Regions from separate parts of the Mus musculus genome. Here regions 2, 3, 4 and 5 are each linked to region 1. The links are chromatin loops, found by intact Hi-C in ENCODE. Cell type or tissue: left cerebral cortex. All regions are shown on one strand. Region 1 holds the start of Adra1d (adrenergic receptor, alpha 1d). Region 2 holds the start of Prnd (prion like protein doppel). Region 3 has its middle 73 kb from the start of Gm30986. Region 4 has its middle 30 kb from the start of Gm30986. Region 5 has its middle 35 kb from the start of 5330413P13Rik.

Region 1 (5,000 bases):
TTGATGTTTGCTCAGATTTCCAAGGAACTAAAGCAAGACCGAGGTTTGTAACATCTACAAAGGGTAAGAAAGAGTGAGAAGCCTGTTTAAGGGAAAACACATTAGTATCAAGAACCCCTCGGGCGCGCTCTCTCTCTCTCTAGTAAGAGAACAGGAAGTTGATAAACTTCCACAGTTAGGTTGTGGGTCATCTAAGCTTTCCAGGTAAGGACCGCCCAGAGGGGAAGGGTCTAAAGTGAGGGAATCACTCACCCAGAGGCAGGACGAAGAAAAAGGGGAACCAGCACAGGACGAAGACACCCACGACGATGGCTAGGGTCTTGGCAGCCTTTTTCTCGCGGGAAAACTTGAGCAGCCTTACGGAGAGCGAGCTGCGCAAGGTGTGCCCCTTGCTACTCTGTGTCCCTGGATTTCCTTTGGCGCTAGTGGCTGCGCCGCGACAGTGGATCCTCAGAACCACCTCAGAGGCCTTGCCCGGCTCCCTCTTGATGCCCGCCTCGAGGCTGCGCGTGGTGCTGCGCGCGACCACATACACGCGGCAGTACATGACCACGATCACTGCCATGGGGAGGTAGAAGGAGCATACGGAAGAGAAGATCGCATAGCCCACCTCCTCGGTGATGCCGCAGAAACGCTCATCCGGGGGCACTGGTTCCTTCCAACCTAGTAGCGGTCCCACAGATACCACCAAGGCCACCGCCCAGAGCAGAGCCAGAATGGCAGCGGCCTTGCGTTCTGTCATAATGGCTGGATACTTGAGCGAGTGGCGCACACCCACGTACCGGTCCACAGAGATGGTGCAGAGGCTAAGGATGGAGGCAGTGCAGCATAGCACGTCCACCGCGGCCCATACGTCGCAGAAGGTCCGGCCGAAGGCCCAGAAGCCTAGAACCTCCATAGTGGCTGAGAAGGGCAACACAGCTGCACTCAGTAGCAGGTCAGCCACTGCTAGGTTCACGATGAAATAGTTGGTGACCGTCTGCAAGTGGCGGTTGCAGGCCACGGAGAGGATGACGAGAAGGTTGCCCGCCACAGCGGTGAGGATGAAGGCGGCTAGGAAGACACCCACTCCCACGCCCTGAGCACTCACCACTAGCCCCCCGACGGCCGCCGAGCCATTCACCTCGCCGCTTGCCGCGGCCCCCGCTTCTGCCGTGGAGCTCTGGTTGTCCTCGCCGCTGCCGGTTCCCACCACAGCGCTACCGCCTGTGGCACCCGGCACGCCGCCCACCGCCGGACCCTCGGGGCCAACCGTGCCAGCTCCGCCGCCCGCGCCGGAGCCCCCAGTGCTACTGCTCGCCCGGGGTCCTTCGAAAGTGACGCTCAGGATGTCGCGGAAAGTCATCTCACGGCGCAGCCGTCGGGGCCCGAGCCCAGGCACAGGGCGAGCAAGTGGCGGGGAGGGAGCCCGCGGGCATCGCCGCAGCGCCCGAGCCAGCCCCGCGCGCCGGTCCCGTCGGTCCTGCCCAAGTTCCCGCGGCAGAGGGGCCGCAGGGGAGCGGTGCTGCAGGGAGAGCGGGGCGGAGGTCACCAGGCCGTGAAGGTCCCAACGGGAACGGGCTCTGGCGGTGGCTGCAGAGTCACAAGAAAACAAGGGCCGGGGCCGGCTCCCTGCTCCCTGCTCCCCTCTCCAAGCGTGTCCTGGCGAGCGGTGGCTCCTCCGGGAGCGTCAGTGCAGGCGGCGGCCTCTGCAGCGCAGGGGACTCTGCGCGGGGGCGGGACGGAGGAGGGGCGGCGGGGAGGGAGGAGGGGGCGGCCGGCGCGAGCCAGCGAAGGGGCTCCGCGCGTCCAGCGGCTGCGGGGGTCCTCGCCGGTGCTCACGACCGTCCTCTGCCCTAGCTGTCCCCTTATCCTCCTTTCCTCAGCTCTCCTGCACCCCGGCTTTTGCCCCAGCGCTCCTCGCTGCCTCCCTTCCTCTCTCTGGACTTGCGGTCACTCTCTGCTTGCCCTTGCCCTAGCGGAGCATACAAGGTGCGATTCCCCGGGACTCCGGGCTCCCGGCTTCTGCCGCCAGAGAGCAGCAAGAGCCCAGGATCTGTGGGTTCAGGGCTGGATGATTTAAAAAAAACGCTGCCACTTGAGAACGTCTGGATGCGGTTTGATGCCCCTCCTCTTTTTTCTAGGGCAACTGGCCAGCCCAAGATCTCAAAACCCACTATGGTGCGATGGTGGCATTGAGACAGCCCTGAAGGGGTCAAGATGCTTGGGCGCGGGTTGAAGATGGGCGTGACTGGCGTGAGACCAGATGGTGTGGTCACAGCCCTAGGACTTTGCCCGTACTCTGAATAATACCAACTTTGGCCCTGCAACTCTACTCTGCATCAGAAGTCAGAATAAATCTTCCTGTTGCTACTCGAAGTACTCGGGACTCCCTCTGGGCAGAAAAGGTCACGTTCTGGAGGGTGGGAAAGGTTACTGCAGGGTGCTTAACAGGGAGGGAGCAGAGTAGCTTGCCTCCACCATTCAGGCTCCGGCGTCTTGTGCCTCGGTTCCCCACATGTGAAAACGAGAGTAAGATTCACTGTGTTAGCAGCGCCACCAAAGTAGTGCCCATACTTCTCAGAAGAGTGGAGAATAGTGGGGTAAAGCCTGAACACGAAGAACAGAGGGGAGAGGGGACGGGGCTGTGCTAGGAAGCAGGGACGCAAGGGAAAGAGAAGGGAGGGAGGAGGACCAATAGGGAGAGACACAATGCCACTGGACCACCCCAGGCAACTGTACTTACATGGTGCACATAAACTGGCCTCCTCAGGCAACTGTACTTACATGGTGCACATAAACTCATGTAGGCACACACATGATGTGCGCGAGCACACACACACACAAGTGCAGGCACAAATACATCTTCAAAACACTACCTTTCATTCTTCATCATTTCTTCCTTTCCTTGACTTGGCTTATGGAAGCGAGGCCATAGAGATGCGGGAGGATGCTCTGAAAATGTCATGTGCATGTCCTTGGTGCCTGGTTTATTCCTTGTTGCAGATGGTGGGATGGTAGAAGCAATGAAAGCCTCAGTTGTGTTGTGACATGAGCTTTCTTCTTCTCCCATCCTGCAGACCATTCACTGAACTCGATCCACAAGAGCTGAGCCCTTGGCAGGCAAAGTATGACTTATACACACACTGCCTTCCTAAGGCAGATATTCTGATAGGAGCTTGTACCTGGGGAGTGAATACTGGAATTGTCTTACTGTAGGGTCTTCAGCAATTCTTACTGTAGGGTCTTCAGCAACTCTCTGGGACCATTGCCTTCTTTACAGCTGAGGGCAAATGGAATTGGAATAGAACAGAATAAAGCAGTGGGATTCTGGCTTCAAAGCAAGACTTCAAACCAGCATCTTAGAGAAGTGTTGGCTGGATTGGGGCAATCTAAGTCTGACCCTCTGGGCCCTCCTTGCAAGTCTCCCCACTGGTTCTCAAAGCACTGTGAGCTCCTGGAGGCTCATGGGCATAGCGCTGGCTCCCTGATCCTGGAGAACCTGCTTTGTGGTTCAGCAGAAGGGACTTCCTTTGAGATGGAAGACGAAGTTCATGTTATGTCAGAAACAGACATGTTTGTCTTTCTATATGTCAGGGCTTGTGGAATAATCAGTAAAATCACAAGCTATGTTAGCTTACTTGACTGAAATTTGCTGAATAATGCTGATTTTGCTTGATAACTGGTCATTGCCAGTCTCTGGTTCTCTCTCTCTCTTTCTCTTTCCTTATTCTCTCTCTCTCTCTCTCTCTCTCTCTCTCTCTCTCTCTCTCTCTCTCTCTCCCTCTCCCTCCCTCTCTCCCTCTCTCTCTCTCTCTCTCTCTCTCTCCTCTCTCTCTCTCTCTCTCCTCTCTCTCTCTCTGTCTCTGTCTCTCTCATGTGTGTGTGTGTGTGTGTGTGTGTGTGTTGTACGCGTGTGCACACATATGGGTGTATGTATGTGTGAGAGGCCAGAGATTGATATTGGGATGACTTTATTAATAGCTTCTCCATTTTATTTATTTTAAACTTGTTTTATTAAATGTATTTTAATTTTATGTATATGGGTATTTTGCTGTGGGTTATTTATATGGGTATTCAGTGCCCAGAGAGGTCAGGAGAGGGTATTGGATATCTTGGAATTGGAGTTACTGATGGTTGTAGGCCAACATGTGGGTCCTGAAAATCAAACCAGTGCACTTAACTGCTGATCCATCTCTACAGCCTCCAGTTTACTTTTTGAGACAGGGTCTCTCACTGAACCTGGAGCCTGCTGATCATCTAGACAAGCTGGCCAGCTCTAAACTCCACATGTCTCTGCTACTCCATGGCTAGGGTCTCAGGACACACCACACTACACCTGATTTTCTGAAGCTACTGGAGATCCCAACCCAAGTCCTCATGTTTACACAGAAAGCACTTTACCCACAGAGCTATTTCATAAGCCCCAAATCACTGGTTGTTGGATTCCAATCTTAATTACTAGTATTAATTCTCAGGTCCCATTTTTTGCTTTTTATATAATCATGCTGCAGAATGTCTATGAAAGGGTTAACAAGGCCTCAGGGTTCAGAGAAGCTGTCCTGAAGCTGGAGGCAGAGAGTTACTACAGTTGTAAGAGAATGTATGGAGGGACTCAGAAAAGAAGCCTTACTTACAGGTGTGGGTGCAGGTTGTACAATTCAGAGCCAATGGCAGGCCATTTGAGGTTTGGCTTGCTGGCTGAATGTCATGGGCAGGAGAAAGTTCTCTGGAGCTGGAGCCCAGGGACAGAGGCAGGAGTCCTGTACTGCACAGTTTTCTTGGATGAGGCTTGTGCTGAGTGGCAGGGTGACTAATCAGCATGCTTGCTTCCTTTCAGTCTTAGGTGTGCTTTCTTTTATAGTCCCAGGTGAGTTACATCTAGTTTTATTGATAAGCTTGTGAGTCTGGGGTTTCTGATATGATTTGATACATTTTCAGGTGTCAGTATTTATTAGCATCAGCAAGTTGTCAGTTTGTGCCTCTGGGTATGTTGCAGGTGGCCGTTGTTGTTTCCTTGT
Region 2 (5,000 bases), 390 kb after region 1:
CAATTGTCATTGTCAACTGTGACAATGGCAAAAGAATGCAAATTAGATGCATGCTAAAGAGTCCTTCCTCAGATCCAGAGCCGGTTAGCCTGAGAAGAGTTGGATAATAAGGAGGAGAAGAGTGAGGTGAAGAAGATAATGGATACCCTTGCAGACTGACCTTTCATAAACAGGAAGGGGAAAATCCACATCCAGCCTAGGTGGGACCTTAATAACGACCCAGTACTGAACACCTGGCAATCAGGGATGCTCAGCATCCAAGCCACTTGAGCTGGAAGGACTTTTAAAGAAGCAGCAATAGCATCACAGCCTGGTTTGTGAGGCCAAGGAAGCAGATGGGACCCACTGAGCACGGTGGAAACAGGAAAACTGGCTAATATGGCTGCCCAGCTCTCCTCTAAAGAAAGGCTGCATGACCTGAAGCAAAATCATGGAAAACCAGGATCCGATGGATTGTGAGCAACCAGGACACTTAGTCATTGCCCAGTGGGGTCCCCCCCAAATGTCAGGAGCTGACAGATACAGGAGGGACAGGTATTATTGGGGAGTTGCATATGAGAGGGTGGTGGTAGATGCTTAGTTCACCGAGCTGCATAGGGCTGGAGTCACAGGAGGCTTGAGAGAGGGCTGGCTCAGCAGAGGCCAGGGACCTCAGTATCTTTGCTGAGATCCATGGTGGAATGTGATCCTTATGAGGTCGGAGAAGCTTGGGGGGTCTGAATGGTTGAGAGCAGCATGGAAATAAGATTAATTAATTGAACTCTAGAGGGGACGAGAGGAGGGGCTAAGCCATTCTATTCTCCTCCTTGGCACAATGCAGAGAGTGATCTCACACAGGAAGCTTTTGAAGGAGAGTTTATTTCATGTCGGAGGTTGGGTCTTGATGGTCGCTTTATTTATTTTTAAGTGTTCTTAACTAACCGAAGATCTAATCAAATGGAAGACTTTATCAAATAAAGACCCACTTGTGCATACCGGAGTTACCCCTTTTTCTTGTCACTTCTCAACATACTTGAATTTCTAATATTTGTACATTCACAAGATGTGTACCAGAGCCCGTGGGATCCCGGAACACCCACATCCCAGGGATGGTCCATTACACCTAGGTAGCCTTCCTGCCATTGTCTGGGCAGGGAGACAATGCCCTTGGCTATGATCTCCCTGCTCCTGTACAGAAGCCTCCCTCTTCAACGTCCTTTGAGGCAGGTCTGGGAGGCCATGTGTGAGGCAGGGCCAGATGTGCAGACTCTGCATCTGGTTCACATTCTAATTTGTCTTGTTAGCACCTGAGCTTCTAGAATTCCTCTTTATTCTCCAGCATGCTCTGTCTTCTACCCTTCCTGGTGCCTCTGAGAACAGCCCTTTGTTAATAATCAAGAGGAATCTGCAGTGTCTTCAGTTTGGGCGCTGCTTCCCATCACCCTCTGTCAAAGCCCTACTCAGAAAAGGACTGGAAAGCCAAGGGAGGCGGGCGGTAGCAGGGATGGTTCATAGATGCAGTACGGAGGAATGAGGCCCCAGAACGCATTGCCTCTAGGCTAAGTGGCCTTGAACCTGTCTGAGCCTGTGTCACGGTTAGTACAGAGTTGCTAAACTAGAAGATTCTGGGTCCTTTCCAGTTCTGCATGCAGCAAACCCTAATTATGTCCTTAAGCGTGTATATAACCAACAAAATTTCACAGATTATTGTCTTCGAGTAGTAAAACGTTAGACATTTTTAATTTTTGTTTTATTTTGTTTTTCTCTGAATTAATTTGCAAATAATCCTCACAATGGCGGTCTTTGTGCCATGTCTGTTCACATGCACAGAAAGTCTGTAAGTCTACAAAAAAATGCAAACATCTTTCTAAGAGAGGAAATAAATCAACCTTTAAAATAAAACAAACAAACAAACAAAGGCAAAAAGGTGGCAGTGAGGTGGGGGCACAGCTAGAAGTCCTCAACACAACTTCAATAGCTCTTAGTTCTGTTGGGGTAGCTAGCTGGCGAGTCCACCTTCAGGCTGAAAATTCGTTGTAGATTTTTCTGGTGCCATCTGCTGCCCATTACAGGAAAGGCAGCTTCATTTAGTTCCGTTGAAGACAAAGGCTGCATTCTGTTTTGAGACAATCTTACCTATCCTTACCTCTAGAACTCACTTTTAACTTCATCTTCCAGTAGTGATCACAAGAGGAACACTCCAGAAAGTCCCTGTGTTTAAGGCCTTGGGACAGTCACAGGTACCTGTGAGCTTCCTGCCATGGGGCCGGGGGCATGATTCTGGCTCCCCTCCCCACTGCACCTGCGCAGTAGGGAAGGCCCTCGAGGAATACATTTTTACTGCCGTCATCTGTGTATATAGACAGATCTGTAACCTATTGGCCTTAGGGCTCACCTTGACCTCAAGTATCCCTAGGGACCCCAAAAAAGCCCAAAGTCCCGGGCACTCAAGTTTGTCTCCCTCCTCACTCAGTCCTGCTTTTCCCACATACCCAGGAGAAAGTGGTGACTTTTCCACTTTTGGGGGCTCCAGCAACATGGCATGGTGGATGGGGGTGGGGGTCCAGACAAATGGCAGTCCTTCTAAATTGTCCCTTCCCATGAGGTTGCCTGAAAGAGGCCCCTTGTCACTGGCGACTGGTCTTAAGGGGCAGGACAACAGATGTACCCAGCAAGGCTTCCTTCAGCCCCCTTGGCTGTGGGCACTGGAAGCTGCCCAGGCTGTAGTTCTTCCCAGGCCGGTCTTAACATCGAGATCTTCACGTGGTTTTATCAGTGAAGAGTAACAAGAGGCTCCAACCTTCCAGGGTGGAGGAGTGATGCAGGAGCCCTTGATTGGTCCTGCTGTGGAGGGAAGGGCTACCCTATTTGGAGGGCTGGAGCTCGGTAGAGAGGCCCCCTCCCCCTGCAGCGCCTATATAGCTGAGTGGTGGCCGAGGGAAGGTGTTCCGGAGAAGTGAGGGCTCCAAGCTTCAGAGGCCACAGTAGCAGAGAACCGAGGTATGTGGCGGGGATTTCCCAGACCAAGCAGTGGCTTGTGACTTCCCTTCCAGCCCCACCCCCTCCTGTCCCAGGCAGGGAGGGATGCTAGGAGCGCCCGCTCATTCATTCCTAGCTGCCTCAGTATTCCTATGCTCTGATGCTACTGGGAAATGGTAGGTACTTTGGGGCTAACTGGTGGGAATTTTGTTGCTGCTTTTAAGCCCTTGCCTATGAAACTAAGTCCTGTCTCAAGAAACCTGTGTTTTCATTAAAAAAAAAAAAAAATGGTTGGGGGGGGGGGGGTCAGGGCTCACTCTTAAATGTCTTTTATGCTATTACTCTTATTTAAGATTTCTACTACCACAAGGTAGTCTGACACCACGGTGCTTATTCGGAAGACCAATGAATATTTACTTTGTACTTGAACTTCTTTGGGAGAAAGTTGGTTTGAGTTCATTGGGGTGAGAGGAGTTAGAAGCTTTGTGCTTTACCCACTGGAGGACTGAGACAGGCAGGGCTCACAAGGATGGGGCAGAGAGGCCCCTGTGCGTCCTACATACATGACGGGGTATGTTCTTAGACTGGAAGAGCTTGGGTCTTCCTTTGTTTTTGTTTTTTTTTTTTCTTTTTAAGATAAACACCAGTGTTGCCCCCCAGAGCTAAACAGTCTAACATGAGCATTGAGCCTGTCTGAGGTTGTTACAATGAGTGACAGAGGCATGCCTACTCTGATATCCCAGGGACCCATAGTAAATCTTCATCTAGGTGACAGCCCTGACCCATTATGCTGTAGGACTCTCTCTATGTCCCTGGTCAACACAGACAACGACCCTGGTGTTGGAACACTCTGATGCTGGCCTTCAGATCAGGGTGGATTTCCACAGTGGCCACTGTAGCTTCAGGAACAAGATGCCACAGCTGCTAGAATGGTAATGAAGGGGAGTGGGGCAGATCCCCGGAGACTGGCAGCTCTTTGGACCCTGGGGTAGATAACCTTGACAGTCTTCCAAGTCTCAATGACATCCCTTTGTGCTAATGCAGTGGTTCTCAATATTCCTGATACCGTGACCCTTTAATACAGTTCTTCATGTTGTGGTGACCCCAACGATAAAGTTATTTCTTTGCTGTTTCATAACTGTAATTTTGCTACTGTCATGAATTGTAATATAATATAAAATATGCAGGACCTTTGATATGTGACCCCCCCCCAAAGGCACCATGACCCACAGGTTGAGAACCACTGCTTTAACCTCTCTGGAAATCCCTCAACAGCCCTGATTTCTATTAGCTAAGGAGCCATCATGCCCCCAGCAACACACACCATTAGCAACACCTGCCCCTGAACTCCTCACAGTCAATGCAACTCAGTTATTGGTGTGTGCTCTCAGAATCAATGTTGAATTCGAATTGGCCACCTAATACATGCAGCTTAGGGCAAATTACTTTGATATCTCTGAATCCCAGGACAAGCTACAAAGATTGGACAAAAGTATTTTCTCCTTGTGAGAATTAGGTCATACCACAAAAAGGTTTTACATAGTATACGGGCTGACATTTAATATGCTATTAGAATGAGCAGAGGGTACATTGTCCCTGGGTGAAACTGGGAAAGTTCCTAACAGCACGTTTTGACAGTGATGTAAGAGACTGGGACCCCTGACTGCATGTCCACTCTCCTTTTCTCCTCCAATTTAGCCTCCTTCTCTCCCTGGTTTCAGAATCAGCAGCCAGTTTCTGGGAGCAGATCTGGTCTGGAACGGTGCCAACTCAGGGCACTAGAAAGTAAGAAAGACTAGGTCAGGCCATTTGATTCCAACTCTTGCCTCCCAGGGATCATTAACTTGAAAGACTGGGAAACACAAGAGAAAGCTGCCTTCCTTATGCATCTGTGTTCCTATGCATGATCAGCAGCTCTGTCCCAGACAACCAAAATCAGACCAAGAGGAGTAACCCCTGGCCAAAACAAAGAAAGCAAGCTGTCAGTGAGTTGACCCACTGCAGCCTGTGCAATAGACATCATTATGATCTGAGGATTCCTT
Region 3 (5,000 bases), 100 kb after region 1:
AATAAACCTTCTGGTTACTTGTGCATGTCTGAAAAGCATGGTAAAACCAACTTTGTCCCGACCACACTTTGGAAGTGGCTGAAGCTGAGAGAGCAGCTGGTGATGATGCTGAGAAGCAGATAATTATACTCAGGATCTCAGTAGAAGCCATCAACTCTCCCCACTGCTGCTCTCTGTGGCTCAACTCCCAGCTTAGAGCAGAGCTGTGGGTGGCCACTCTGGCTCTGTCGAAATGCAGTCGCTCTAAACCTGCCTTGTACTGTCTACATCCACCTCCCTTCCCTCCTCAAAAGCTTCTGCAAAAGAGACTATTTAAAGAAAGAGTGCACAGAGCAGGGGGTCCAGAAATGGAGGTGGGAGGTAGATGAGAAAGAGTGTGTGCTGCTTTAGAAACCAGTGTGCTCAAATCCTAAGGTACTGGCTGTCAATGATGACAGACTCTGGGCTTATGAGTTATGTGCCAAGGATTTTTAGGACCAACCCTTTGTTCTAGTATCTGTCTCCATGTGACCCTGTGACTATTCTAGAGGCTAGGGATTCATTTCCCACAGCCCTGGGATGGCAGGATCCCTGAGTTGTATTTTTCATGAGGGTGGGGACTGGCGGGTAGTCCCAGGCAGTTTTTCTTGTCCATTGTTCAGGTGCATTTGTTATGAGAGTGATGTCTACTTGTAAAAGATCCCAGGGATTCTACCACAGTTTAACCTGAGGACCTGATGAGCTGACTTACAGTGCATGAATTTGGCATTGCCTGTTAGGGGATGGGGGAGCCCAAAGCAGGGGAGGGGGTAAATGATTCCTCTGTCTGCCTCTTTTCTGATGGAATACCTGCAGTGCACAGGCCCATTCCTGATGGGCTCTTGTGAGCCAATCTGAGGAAGAAGATGGCCATTTTGCTGAGCTGCACAGCTGTGCTCCCTGTCCAGGTGTGGCCATAGCAAATTATGCCCCTGTATTACCCTGGGACTCAAAACTGGCAGTGTCTGAGACTCTGATGGTGTCTCTGAGACACAGGCTGAATAGAAATAGACTGACTGCTGATGGAGACACAAGGAGCTCCATGTCAGGTTCTGTCCCTGTGTGGTGGTTTGAATATGTTTGGCCCACGGAGTGGCACTATTAGGGGGTGTGGTTTGTTGGAGTAGGTGTGGTCTTGTTAGAGGAAGTGTAGAGGGCTTTAAGACTCTCATCCTAGATGCCTCGAAGCCAGTCTTTTCCTAGTGACCTTCAGATGAAGATGTAGAACTCTCAGGTACTCCTACACCATGCCTGCCTGGATGCTGCCATGTTCCTGCCTTGATGATAATGGACTGAATCCCTAAGTCATCCCAATTAAATGTTGTCCTTATAAGAGGGTTTTTTTTTGTTTTGTTTTGTTTTGTTGTTGTTGTTGTTTTTTTTGTTGTTGTTGTTGTTGTTGTTTTTTTTTTTGTCATGGTGTCTGTTCACAGCAGTAAAACCCTAAGACACCTTGAACAAATTTTGGGTTGGTCATCACCCCAAGGGATGTACAAACTATTAAAAGCAGGCATGAGCAGTGCTTGCCCAGATGAACAGAACCTGTAAGGTATTCTGAACTCAGAACAAGGCACCGTGAGTCAGGCCTTATTGATTCTCTGCTAGCCACCAACTTAGTATTGATTGATGTCTTTCTCTTGGTTTCCCTTTGATCAAAATGACAACTATTAAGTAGTTTCTGAGATAATTATAATGTTGCTATAAAGCTGCATTAAAGTTCTGTTCAGAACTGTGGCCAAAAGATACAAGCTCTTTGACAAGATGGATTCTGGAAAGACAGGGTGGAAAGCAGTTAGTGAAAGGCAGGAGAGCTGTGGTGTGGCCTACAATATCCCAGACACGGGGCTGGTGGGAAGAGGGAGACAGAAGTGTCCACCTACTTATGGCTTTATGTTTGTGTCAAGATGCAATGAAGGGGAGCCCATGTCCTACCCAAGGTTATCTGCAAGTGGTTACAAAATGCAGCTTTCTGTCAATTGAGTTGTGACTTCCAAATGCCCTTCCAGGATCTCTGGAGCTCATAGCCCTTGGAAGGCAGGTTCCCTGACCTGCACTTTTCAATAGGGCGGGGACTGGCAGATAGACCCACCCTAATGATCTTTTGCCTACTGGAGACCTGCAGAATCCTCCCATATGCATTTTGAGATTCAGTTATCGTGCCACAGTCTCCATAGCCCTTGCTTGAATGAAAGTAATAAGTGAACCTGGGGCACTCACTGGGGGAGGGCAGGAGGCACAGAAGCTGTTGGCCCCACTTTTGGGGGGCACCTGAAATGCTCATGTGGCATGAAACAGCTTTATAACTGTGAATTCTTCCTTTTGGATCGACATTTCTTTTTGAAACTTAGGATTTGATAACAGCTGAAAAAAAAAAAAAAACACCTAAAGAAGTTACAAAGAAGTTGAGACAGTGGCCTTTGTGTGACTCACTGCCCACATATTGCCACAACCCACTGCACCGAGGAAACAATTATATCCTATATAGGGCAAGAAAATCGTGGCTTTATTTTTTTTCCCCTCTGCTTTCAAGTAACTAAAATATCTTCCTTTTTATAAGTGAGCCCAGGTGCCATCTGTCTGTTCTTAGGGGGAACTATCCACACTCAGGTTAGCTGCTTCCTGAATCCTTTCCTTTTTAAAATCACCACAAGAGGAGACTGTAGATATTTTATTACCTAACTGAGTCTCCCAAATGTTCTTAAAACTGTCACAAGCATAGGAATTGAGAAGAAGGGAAAATGGAGGAGACAAAGGTTCCAGCAACAGAGGGATGAGAAAGAGCGGAGAGGCCAGAGAAGACTTCTTAAGTCCACAGGACCTGGAGAGTTCCACATCAAGGAATGGCAGGGCTTCCCCCTCAAAGAGCTAAAGGAGGCTGAGGGTAAACCACCAGAAACCTGGTGTGTGGGCAGATGAAACCAGGAGATTTATGTCTACTCTTAGTTTTAAATTTTATTTTTGGGTCACATGCAATGATTACCCATGTTTAATACAATTATTAGCCATGTTTATGGGAAGCGCTGTGATATTTTGGCACATGTGTATATTGTGAAGATGATCAAATCAAGCAGTCATCCTTACTTTAGGCATCCATAACTTCTCAATGATAAGACCTTCAAGGCTCTGCCTTCTGGCTTCTTGAAGATATCATTGACATTTAATTTTCTTTAATCTGTTGCTTTGTTTGCCTGTAAGTGCTTGCTAGAGTTTGCTACAGGAATGGACCTTTGTTTGGAGCTGCGGAGAGGTGGGTAACCCTCTAGGTTAGTGTCTCTCAGCCTTCCTAATGCTGTGATCCTTTAATATAGTTCCCCATGTTGTGGTGACCTCAAACCACAAAATTATTTCATTGCTACTGTAACTGTAATTTTGCTACTGCTATGAATCATGATGTAAATATCTGATGTTTTCTGTTTAGGTGCCACCTGTGAAAGGGTCATGTGACCCCTAAAGGGGCTGCAGCTCACAGGTTGAGGCCACTGTTCTAGGAGGCGAAGCATGTGAGGAAGTTTGTAGGTCAGCAGGTGCACCCCTGAAGGTGACTTAGGATGTAAAGGCAGAAAACTGGGGAGATGAGAAGGCGAGGCAGTCTCTTAGCTTGGAGTCTGGTGGAAGCTTCTCACCAGCAGTGAAGTGGAGGTCTCTCTGCCTTCCTAGGCATAAACATGCACTTTTCTAGGAACCACCCGAAATGCCAGTTAGAGTGAAAGGTGAGACTCATGGCTTTTGGTTGTTACTTGGTCAGATTATAATTCTATGGGAGGCACCTCTGGAGTCATCCCACAATCTCACCTATCAAAAGAGAGGGGGAGAGTTTCTTAGCAACCTGCTGAGCTATAACTTGAGAGCCACTAAAATGGTATATGTGGCTAATGCTCTGTAAACTATTAATTGTGATTCTCATTTGAGCAGCTCAGACACACACTTGGTGTGTCTCATTCTCTGCAACCCTCCTTTCCCAAGTCTATGCCCATACTTGGGCCTACCTAATTCTCTGTGAGGCTATGAGGAGACCACGTTGATGCTCTGGGGTACCCCTTTTCTTGACTTGCATGCCTTTCTCTCTCTCACTATCATTAACATCTCATACATCTTCGATCTGCTTTCTTGTACCTGGTGGTCCTGAAATTCTTTTCAGTGTCAGATCCATGAATCTGGCTCTGGCCTGAACTGAGATCTCTGAAGGTGTTAAAGGGATTTCTCTGTCTGCCAGGGGCGGTGGCCTGCAGCTGTGTCTCTGTCCTCATGTCTCTGTGGATAGTGTGGCCTCACTCCCCCTTTTCTCATCTGCTTCCAGACCACGGGAAAATGTTTTTGTTCTGCCACACATTGTGCCAAAGCCATAGGGCCATTAATCATGGGCAACCCCCCTAAAATGGTGCTGAAAACAAGCCCTTCAGTAAGGGGATTCTCTTAGGTCTTTGTTACAGTACGAGGATGCTAGGCAACATGGTACCATACTTTAAGATGTTTCTAACTTAAAGGATATGGACTGAGCTAGCTATTGAGCTGAAAAATAATAGCTGTATTATATTGAAAATATTTTTATGTAGCATATTCTGATCATTGTTTCCCATCTGTGAAAAATTGTGCTGGAATTTTGATGAGGACTTCATTGAATCTGTATATTGCTTTTGATAGGATGGCTATTTTCATAGTATTAATCCTAATGATTCATGATCATGGAAGATGATTCCATCTTCTGATATCTTCAAGTTCTTTCTTCAATGTCTTTAAGTTTTTATTATACAGATCTGTGGGGGTTCGAATAGGTATGGCCCCCAAAGACTCATGTGCATGAATACTTGAACCATAAGGAGTGGCACCATTAGGAGGTGTGGTCTTGCTGGAGAAAGTGCATCTCTAGGAGGTGGGCTTTGAGGTCACAGAAGCTCAAGTCCAGGCTCAGTGGCATTCTCTTCCTGCTGCCAGTGGGTCAAGATAGAACTCTCAGCTCTAACTCCAGCACCATGTCTACCTGC
Region 4 (5,000 bases), 210 kb after region 1:
GATAACAGGCAGATGAGATTGTCCACTGTACTGTTTCTTTCTTCAGATTCGCAAGCATTACTTGGCAGTGTAAGAACTCTGTAACATTCCGGAAGGTAGTGGCACACACCTTTAATCTCAGCACTCCAGAGGCAAAGGCAGACAGATCTCTGTAAGATTGAATCCAGCCTGGTCTACAGAGTGAGCCCAGGACAGCCAGAGCTAAAACAGAGAAAGCCTGATTCAAACAAAACAAAGCAAAACAAAACCAAACCTTTGAAACACTAACACAATTAATTTATGGGGTCATGGTTGAAGTGTGTGCAGCTAAACATGAGCAAGTGGATCAGCTGGCAAGTGTCGTTCTCCATGGTTCCTTTCCTGCTTCCTTGGCTGTGATGCGATTCCTGTTTTCAGGTTCCTGCCTTGAGTTCCTGCTAGCTTCCCTCAGTGATGGACTGTGGCCTGGAAGTGTAAGATGAAAGAAACCCTTTCCTCCCCATTTGCTTTTGGTCAGAGTGTCATATTACAGCAACAGAATGAAACTAGAACAGGTGAGCCATGTCTTCATCATAGGTAGGAGATGTGGCAGAAGACTGTGCCTCTGATCCAGCACTCAGACAAGATAGGAGATCTAAGAGCAAGGACACTGGGCGCCCCTGAACTCCTGCTTGGACAAAGCAGACCTGTATTTCTTTTTCTTGGCTATCTGACCTTTTACTTTAACAATATTGCTTACAAAATATGCACATCTTTTTATGATGCATACAAAAGGCAAGAAGAAAAAGCACACTACCAAGAAGCATTATTAGACATGACACAAATATTAAAGCTATCAGACAGAATCTGACATGACAGTGTGCAGTACATTAAGGCCTCTAATGGAAAAGTTGGATTTCAAGCAAAATCAGATAAGAACTTTCCAGCCTGATGGAAACATGAAGATAAAACAAATGGAGACACTGGCTACAAAAGCCTAGCAACAAAGATGAGAAATCCTGTGCTTCCTCGGTGTGCTCAATTCATAACTTTCTGATCTTACAATGGAAATCACCCTCGTGGACACCCAACTCGCTTCAGCGGTTCAGGGATAAGGATTAGGAGTTTAGCCAGAAAATGCCAACAACCTGTGGACCGTGGAACTCGTTGGCATTCCAACTCTAAACATGAATATGGGAGTCTGTGCTCTTAGGAAGGAAGATTGGAGTCCCAAAATAGAGATGTTTTTAAGTGAAAGAAGGAAACAATGATCTTGATCCTCAAAATTGATTCAAAGCAGTCATTATATCTAGGAATGGATTTGGGACCGGCCTGGCAATGCACAGGTAACAGAGAACAGTGTTGGAATTAATACTGAACTCTCTACACCCTGGCTTCTGGCACTCTGTGAAACTGACTGCCTCTGTCACAGGAAATACTGTATCGATACAAAGGATCTAACCATGTCAAAGTACAGTTATCAAATGCATTTTTAAAGTTCACTTCTTGTCCTCCTCATTAAGTGGGTTGTTTTCAGTCTGTGGGGAAGGTCCGATTTATGTTTCCCACCCATCTCAGACTGACATCTCTTATGAGATGAAAAACATGAAAGAAAAAGATGAAACACAAGTATCAGTTTGTTTATTACCTCATTCAAACGATGTTAAACTGTTCTGTTAAATCGCTAACAATGTTTCAGTCTAGTGCCAGTACTCACCTGACCACAACCTGTGGTCACTCACGGTTGAGTGCCAGGTCATGGGCCACCCTCTCTGTGGTTCCTCATTAACTACAAAACCCACTGGTGTGTCTAAATTATGTGAGTCTGAAGTCATAGGGAGTATAACTGATGACTGGCACGTGACATGAAAATATGCATGGATTCTATGGATGACCAAGTCTCAGTCATAGCTAACTTCATTAGAACACACTCAGAATGTCCCTGTGTGGCGCTGGAGAGCCAGCCCAGGGCCCTGCTCGGGTTCAGCCAGCACTCGACCACTGAGCTGTAGCCAAGTCCTTGGTTATTTGTTGTTGTGATACTATGTATCTCAGGCTAGCCTCCTGTTTCCTCGGCCTCACACGTGCTGAGATTATAGACATAGACCACTATGACTGGCTTTAACTGACATTTTTATAATGGAGCCAAACTTAAACCATAAGTTCATGAAAATGAAGATATATTTTTTTTCCTAAGTCCATTCACTTCCCAAGTTCTTTCCCAAGTCCTCAGTATGCTCCATTTGAGTCCCCTGCCTTAGATCGTTAATGCTAGAAGAGGAGGTAGTGTCTCACACATCACGGGAAGGCTTTCCTTCAAAGCTCAGCCTTTCACTGTCTGGGTTCACAGATTGTGGGGTTAGGAGAGGAGAAGCAGCCTAAGTGGGGAATAGCTCGTAAAAGCCACTAAGAGCATTAAAGCTGGAATCTGCCGGAACGGGAAACGGGCTACACCGGAAGTCCGGGCTTTCAGAATTGTAGTTAGTATCACGGTACTCAGGCAGACTCATGCAAGCTTCTGAACACTCATAATGCCCCATTGTGTCAAACATGGAAGAAAGCACATTACTCTTAATGTAACCCTAAAGACACTGTGGAACGTGTGTTTTCTTTATCCCCTAACCTCACAGTTAGGGGGACAGGGAAAAGGCCACCCAGCCAACTGCCCGGTGGCCTTCACTAAGGACCTCCAAAGACCAAGCAATGTATCCCTTATGCACATGCAACTACTTGGAGTGTTGCACCCAGCTCCAAGCACACTGGGATTTGACCTTCTAGCGAGGAGGACAAGAAATTAACTCACGATAGGAGTGACTCATGTAGTTCCCGTATTGCAGTTCCCACACTTTTACTGCTTTGTATTTAAGGATGAAGTGCCGCTAGGATCCAACAACACAAGATGGCTGACTGCAGAGTGGCTGTGTGTTGGCATCCAGGGCTGTCCTGGCACTGGAGTTTTCTCAAAGGTGCACAAGGATTTGGTGCATTCATGATTCTACAACTGGGATCAACAGTGCCCCCTAGAGGTATCGGGACTGTACTGCCAAGAAGGAATTGTTTCTCCTTCCCAGATTTTCCCTAGGCTTTTCTTGAGTGGGCAAGGCTTGCATCACAGGAACCTAGGAACAGCCACTGCAAAACCAGCGATCTTAGGAGGCAACCAAGATTTAATGCATACTAATAATCTAGCAAGCAGCTTATAGGCGCCCTGGAGCAGTAAGAACGGGGATCTAGGGATGCTTTAGGGCTCCCTTCAGTGGCAGAAACTGTGTGAATACTCAGACCCACACTTTCAGATGGAGAACCGCTGGGTTAAAGTTGCAGATCATTAGGAGACCTGTTTGGGGCTTAATGGTATTGATAATAAACATCTGAGCTAAAGATTGAGGGGCCAGAAGAGGACAAAGACTCCACAGGAAGTCAACTAACTTGGACCCTTGGGGGCTCCCAGGGACTGAATCACCAACCGAAGAGCGAACATGGGCTGGACCTAGGACCCTTTCACATATTTAGCAGATGACAGCTTGGTCTTGATGCAGGGCCCCCAAACAACTGGAGCAGAGACTGTCCCTGAGCCTGTTGCCGACCTGCCTGCCTGTGGATCCCCCACACCTAAATGGACAGCCTTGTCGGTCCTCTGTGGGTGAGGCTGTGCCCAGTCCCTCCCTCAGCAGCTCGATGTGCAGCGTGGGGGCTGGGAGGAGAATGGGGGGAGGACTTATTGAGGGAGTACCAGGAGGAAAGGAAAGGCTTATATTAGGTTGTAAAGTGAATAATTAAATAAATTTAATTTTAAAAAGCTATTATAGTAAAAATAACATGGCACTGGCACAAAAAACAGACATGTAGGTCAATGGAACAAAGTAAAACCCCAGAAATGAGTGCATGAAATTATAGCCATTTGATATCTGACCACACCGCTTCAAACATGAATTAGTAAAAACATTGTTTAAAAACAATAAAGCAACTGAAGGAAGGAAGGCAGTGACTACAAATATTAAACTGTGACTAAGTCATGTGATTCTTAAACAGGAGCAAGTGACAGTTCTCAAAGACAGACATATAACCCACAAAGTACACTTAAAATGCTCAAAATCTTTAACCATCAAGAAAATGCCAATCAAAACTACACTGGGAGTGAATGTCACCACAGCTGAAACAACTACGCAATAAAACAAAAAATAACAGAAGTTGGCAAGAACAGGGGAGTGGGCAAAGGAACCAGTATGCACTGTGAGGGGAATATAAATTAGTACAGCCATTTTAGGACACTGTGGGGGTTACTAAACACACACACACACACACACTCGCGCATACACACGGAAATTAGAGCCACTAGACAGTATAGTGGGGTGGGTCTGTACTCTCAGAATGTGGAAGCTGAAGGTAGAAGAATTGTGGGCTTGCAGCCATCCTAGACCACATCCAAATCCCTATCTTAAGGAAAGAATAAAGGAAAAACTTCCATACGACCAATATTGTATTAGTTTGCTTCCCTCTTGTGGTGATAAAACAGTGATCAAAATCAGCTTGGGGGTGTTCTTGGGCTTGGTCTACTCTTCCACATCATGGTCCATCATTGATAGCCAGGACAGGAATTCAAGCAGGAGCAAAGGCAGGTCACAGGCTTGGGGGTAAGTGACTTTCACAGATGAGCCATCTTGCCAACCCTGGACTGTCTTCCAAGGGCGTTGTCTTTTGGGGGTTAGGTTACTGTGGCAAGCAGGACTCTCTTTGGCTTGCAGACTCTCCTCTGTGAGTTCTCCACCAATGTGTGCCTCTGTGTTGCCACTGAGTAGATGGGCAAAGAATCCATTGACATCCATTGACAGAACATCAAGGGAGGAGCCTCAAACTTGGACTTCCCAGAGACCAGATTCAAACCTCCTTAGAATATCAGTGTTTCTACACATTGGATTGATGCCTACTGATACACTCCACAGGGAGAACATGTGGAGTTTTATCACACATGAAGTGAGGACTTGGATCACAAAATTAGAAACATTTCTCCACCCAATCAGCAACAACAAAAGTCATGATTT
Region 5 (5,000 bases), 250 kb after region 1:
AACATTTCCAAATAGAAACATTAAAAGAAACCTGCCTTTAAGGAACTTTCCTTCTTTCTCAACTCTTGTTTTGTTTTGAGAGGAGGTCCCAGGATTTCGTACCCACTGGCCTGGAGCTCACTCTATGTATCAGGCTGTCTTTGAACTCATGGAGATCCATCTGCCTCTGCCTCCACTGGGATTAAAGAGGTGTGAGCCACCACACCCACTCCCCTTCTCAACTCATGAAAACATCTGATTTCTAAGCTATTTATGGCTGGGTTTGCTGGCCTCATGCTTGGGAGGTAGAGTCAGAAGGATCAGGGTCAGGCTCAGCTACTTAGTGATGGTGTACCCAGCCGCATCTATGTGAGGTCTTTTTCGAAACTAAATAAGATCTTTATTAAAATGCACAGGATCTTCACTCAGTCCTTTGACAGGAACAGGGATATTATGTTCTTCAATTTGTCTTAAATGGGTTTTTATAATATCCTTTAAGTATGTGGTCCATTCGTCCAAGTTATCAAATTTGTGGACATGATGGTGTCCACAGTGGTCCTCAGTAATTTGTACAACATCCAGGCATCACTAACAATGACCCCTCTTTTATCTTGGATATTGGCAATTTGGGTGGGTTTTTTTTTCCATAGTTAGCAGGCTAGACACGAACTTTATCGATTTTTTTTCTATTCACTTGTGTTTGGTTTTATTGTTGTTGTTGTTGTTGCTTTTTGCTTGGTTTGATTGGGGGGGGGTTGTCTTGCTTTAGATTTAAATTTCTCTTCTTTCTAAAGGCTCCCATGCTGATGGGATCCACATCTTCCTTTCTAGGGTATACACCAATACACTGCACTACACTACACTGCACTGCACTGCACTGCACTGCACTGCACTGCACTACACTACACTACACTGCACTACACTACACTGCTACAAATTCTAGTCACTGAGATTGCTGCAGCCTATGTGTTTCAATAGATTGTATCTGAGCATTTAACTTTTTCAAAGTAATCTTTAATTCATCTTTAGCCTGTTTTTCCTCATTGTATGTTATAAAGAAATATATTGCCAGGCAGTGGTGGCGCATGCCTTCAATCCCAGCACTTGGGAGGTAGAGGCAGGCAGATTTCTGAGTTTGAGGCCAGCCTGGTCTACAGAGTGAGTTCCAGGACAGCCAGGACTGCACAGAGAAACCCTGTCTCAAAACAAACAAATATATCGTCTAATTTATAGATATTCAGGGGAATTTATCCAGATATTTTTTACATTGGTTTCTAGCTTTATTCTGTTATATCTGAGAATAAGCTTTTTATAATTGCTAATCTTTAAAAATGTACAGAATCTTAAAATCTTCAAGCAGAAATAAAAATGCTTTGAGCTTTAGACTTTGCTTGTTCTAATGAGAGTGTCTGCTGTGTGTATCCTAAACATTTGTGCTTACACACACACCTACATTTTTTGTGTTAAGTTTTGAACTGTGAGGGGAGTTGGGAGGTAAAAGTCCTCCTGACTGGTGTTAATGCTGTAGAAAAGGGAAGCCATCAAGATATTTAGCCTTTTTCACCAAGTGAACAGACCCTGAGAAGGTCCTGACTATGAGCCAGCAAGCCAGCCCTTCAAACCAGTCAGTGAATCTGCCATTTCCTCCATCTTGGACCTCCCAGCCTCAAGAATTGAGAGAATGTGTGTTGTTTATAGTTCTACACAGTTGTGGTGTTTTGTTATAGCAACCCCAAAGACCCCAAACACTGCCTTTCCTGTTTAAATTTAAAGCACAGCATTGGCTGCTGATGGAGCACTGGACAGATTTAGGTTTTGAGAGGCGCTATGTTCTCAACAGTGCTGACTCAACTGTGATTGATTCAGTTCAGGAGCTACTGAGTTGCCTGGGCATTTCCTGTTTCTACGGATGCAATGGGCAAACAGTCAACGATTCTTCGACTCTTCGTTCTTGATATAAATGCTCTCTTGCTCTCTGATGGGAGGAAGTGTCCTGGGTGTAAGAGGGTAAACTGTCCGGTCTGGGTCATATGGGCAAGGGCAGATCAGTGCCTCCAGGTTACTGCTCTTTGCCCTCCATATTACACCACAAACTCCGTAACTTCATAGTTTTGAACGTGGAAGAATGGAGCCCTTCACTGTTTAAAGAAGCTGATTGCCATTCAAAATTACCATTTGGTTGATTCTTTGGACTCAGCTCAGTTCGTTTGATTTTGATTGGATTATAGGTGATTACTAGGGTGATCCTAGCTAGGATTATTTCCTGTACCGAAGTATGGAACACTAGTTGCCCCGCCCCTTCCCCTTTTCCTTCTTCATCTATTAAGTTTCTAGCTCTGCGCAACACTCAACATTACACAGACTTACTTGTGCAGCCAGCTTTGGCCTGAATATAGGGATTCCTTAATTACCTTTCTTGTATGCCCGTGGACTCTAAAGTTCGTCTGGAGAGAAACTATCACTGATCCACAGGGGCTCTGGTGTTTTCTACCCGGTGTTTTCCCAAGACAGATGGGAAAATCTGCGGAGGTGCAGAGGGTCTACTCGTGGGTAAGCCTTTCTGTGGAGGAGGCCACTGTCAAGTGGGCTTGCGGGGAGAGTATAACCCAAACAGAGAACTTTGTCTATATTTGCTAGCTCTCAGGAATCCAACAGGACCAATCCCTCAGCCAGGTTTCCAACAGGGTAAAAAGATATGCCCTGTCCTAAGGTTCCACGCGATCTAGATTCCAACACCACACCTCCACTTAGGCAGGAAGAGCAGCGATGGGTAGGAGGACTGGGAACAGGCGGAGCTGACAGGCTCTGCCTTAGACAGGACTTTGAGAACATTTTGCACTATGCAGTTGGTACCCGTGGTCGGAGCGCCGCCTAGCGGCGGCATCTGATCCTCCTCCCACAAAGCGCGAGCATCCTGGATGGGATCCGTAGGTTCACTCTTGGCTTAGCCCACAACAGAGAGGCTGGAGTGTGAGAAAGAAGGGTATCCGCAGAAGTCGTGCCTACTGCAGTCCGTCTGAGGTCCAAACTAGACTGAGTTCTTCATGTACCCGCTTTTTTCCAAGTTGCTATCAGCTCTCTGTCCCCAGCGCTCCTCCTGATTGTCCCTTACCACCCCCCCACACACACACACACACACTCTTGAATTCTACTTTGTGGAGTAAAACGGATTCATTTTCTCCATATCTGTAACTGAACAGATTCACGCCATCTTCCCAATACAAACTAAAGACTAGGAGATCCAAAGGGGCGGTTCCAATCCCAAGGGCAGGAGACTCGACCAGAAGAACTACTACTACTTCATTTCCAATGAAGTGCCAAGGCAAGAAAAGGCTTGGGATATCTAAGCCTGAAAGCCATCAGGCAGTAGGACTCTCCTATTACCTCAATGAAGGTCACAATTTCTATGCACAACTAATTTGATGGTGTCCACCCACATTAGTAGGGCAGTTTGATTTATTTGATCTATTTAGATGTTTACCTCATCCAGGTTCCATCATAGAAACACCTAGAACAGTGTGAGACCAAATGCCTAGCACACCCATCAAGTTGGCATATAGTGAATTATCACAGCTCCCCTGGCTTAAGCCATGCCAGGTAGTTGGGGGAACTTGTGAGGGAAGTCCACCCAAGGCAGAGGGCTGGACAGTTGGGAATGTGTCTAAGAAGCCATGGGCACCATCAGTAGTTATCTGGCTATTTAAGGTGTCTGAACACCTTGTCCACAGGGCACCGAGTTTCTACTCTGAACCCAGCCTCCTTCCCAAGGTCTATCCCTGAAAAAAAGAGCAGGAGCTCACCACATCTCACTCACCCCTTGCCTGGATTGACAACTTCAGATCTCCTGCTCTCGGCCATGCAGAAATCTGTTATCCAGCAGCCCTAACTGACAGGAACAATTCATTTTGCCAAAAACAGCCCACCCTTTCCTTTCCTGAAATTTCTGGACATCAACCGTCGACGTCCCCAAGTGCACGGCCAAACAGAAACAAGGCATCCCTGTGGCAAAGGAGAAGTCACGGTCTTTTCTGCCCAGCTCCCAGGCTTGCAGAAACACAGTGAGAGCTTTACTCATGGCCGTGCTTTTATGTGTTCTTCATCCTGTGCAGCGCAGCAGAGCCTGGCTGATAACAACACCATGTAACAGTAATTAGATGGATAATTATATGTGCGTGGAAGGGTTTGGTGGACGGGTCTTGGTGAATAGGGCTATAAATACATATATCAAGAAAGATTTCCATTAGAAGTGAGCCTAAAGCAATTGAAAAGAGTTCATTAGCGACGTCAGGAGATTTCTGTAGCTAAAACATTATCGGCTCTTTTCACCCTTCACTGAAAGGCTGTCAATGGGGAAAAAAAGAATCTGAGATTATGGTGTGAGTCCATGGGAGGAAAGTGCTGAGTCCATAAGTGTTCTGTCTTTATGCAGCTTCTCCTGGACTCAGCTGTGGCGCAGGCCAACATCTACCTTGTTTACACCCAGTGCCTTAAATGAACGATGCTTAAAGACATCGTTTTGTTAAACTCGATGTGCTATAGACACAGGGTGACTATAGTTACTTCTACCAACGTGCTGTGGTTAAAGGCTTTAGAAGAAAAGCTGAAACGGATATGGGACGTGATTCTGCTTCACCTCCCCCAGACAGACAGACAGGCCTCAGGTACAACTGTTCCAGCTAACACCCTTGCATGCGGTTTTTCAGAGAGCCAGCTGATCTTTCCATTTACCCAGTAAGCAGCCCACACAAATGGAAGAGCTAAAGCCTGCTGGTTATGTGTGCTAGGCACAGCCATCCACTTCCCTCATGGGCTTCAAGTCCAACAGTCAGGCAAGAGCAAGGTTCCAGAGCATGGAGCATAGATTTGAGACCTGAAAGCCTTTTGAAAGAGATTTGTGCTGGGTGTGCAAATGTGTAACAGTGCCCGTGCATGATGGTTAAAATTACAGAAGAGGGTGAACAGTAGTGAGCTGCACCCTCACACACCCAGCACCAAGGTTTAAAATGCAATCCCTTAGTCCA

What was found. Peaks named below come from ENCODE experiments on the same cell type or tissue, not always from the same donor. Only the 100,000 strongest peaks of a DNase experiment are listed, where the experiment ranks them.
Region 2: it touches region 1 in a loop (6-fold over the local background); 13 of 42 quality-filtered maps call a loop at or near these places.
Region 3: a loop joins it to region 1, with 8 times the contacts of the local background. A loop is called at or near these places in 8 of 42 quality-filtered maps.
Region 4: it touches region 1 in a loop (10-fold over the local background); 15 of 42 quality-filtered maps call a loop at or near these places.
Region 5: it touches region 1 in a loop (8-fold over the local background); 19 of 42 quality-filtered maps call a loop at or near these places.

Annotation. Positions count from the first base shown.
Region 1 is chr2:131,560,824-131,565,823 of GRCm38, forward strand. It overlaps Adra1d (adrenergic receptor, alpha 1d), which reads right to left and starts at 1,674. Exons shown (of 2, transcript NM_013460.5): 1 at 253-1,674. The coding sequence starts at 1,345. It overlaps Gm14285 (a long non-coding RNA gene), which reads left to right and starts at 953. Exons shown (of 3, transcript XR_374988.3): 1 at 953-1,037; 2 at 1,866-1,971; 3 at 2,124-3,630. In left cerebral cortex, a CTCF peak has its summit at 2,007; DNase peaks (open chromatin) are centred at 501, 729, 1,078, 1,590 and 1 more place; H3K4me3 peaks cover 2,492 bases; H3K27ac peaks cover 2,426 bases.
Region 2 is chr2:131,947,937-131,952,936 of GRCm38, forward strand. The region is part of intron 3 of Prn (prion protein readthrough transcript); the gene reads left to right. It overlaps Prnd (prion like protein doppel), which reads left to right and starts at 2,925. Exons shown (of 2, transcript NM_023043.3): 1 at 2,925-2,979. In left cerebral cortex, a CTCF peak has its summit at 2,046 (motif pointing left); a DNase peak (open chromatin) is centred at 2,029.
Region 3 is chr2:131,664,583-131,669,582 of GRCm38, forward strand. No RefSeq gene overlaps it. Among named protein-coding and RNA genes, the nearest start is that of Gm30986, 73 kb to the right of the region's middle. In left cerebral cortex, no CTCF peak of the experiment used is centred here; DNase peaks (open chromatin) are centred at 185 and 2,550; H3K27ac peaks cover 3,005 bases.
Region 4 is chr2:131,768,108-131,773,107 of GRCm38, forward strand. No RefSeq gene overlaps it. Among named protein-coding and RNA genes, the nearest start is that of Gm30986, 30 kb to the left of the region's middle. In left cerebral cortex, CTCF peaks have their summits at 2,983 (motif pointing left) and 4,471 (motif pointing left); DNase peaks (open chromatin) are centred at 2,961, 4,206, 4,461 and 4,949; H3K27ac peaks cover 6 bases.
Region 5 is chr2:131,810,102-131,815,101 of GRCm38, forward strand. No RefSeq gene overlaps it. Among named protein-coding and RNA genes, the nearest start is that of 5330413P13Rik, 35 kb to the right of the region's middle. In left cerebral cortex, a CTCF peak has its summit at 2,839; DNase peaks (open chromatin) are centred at 2,829 and 4,734.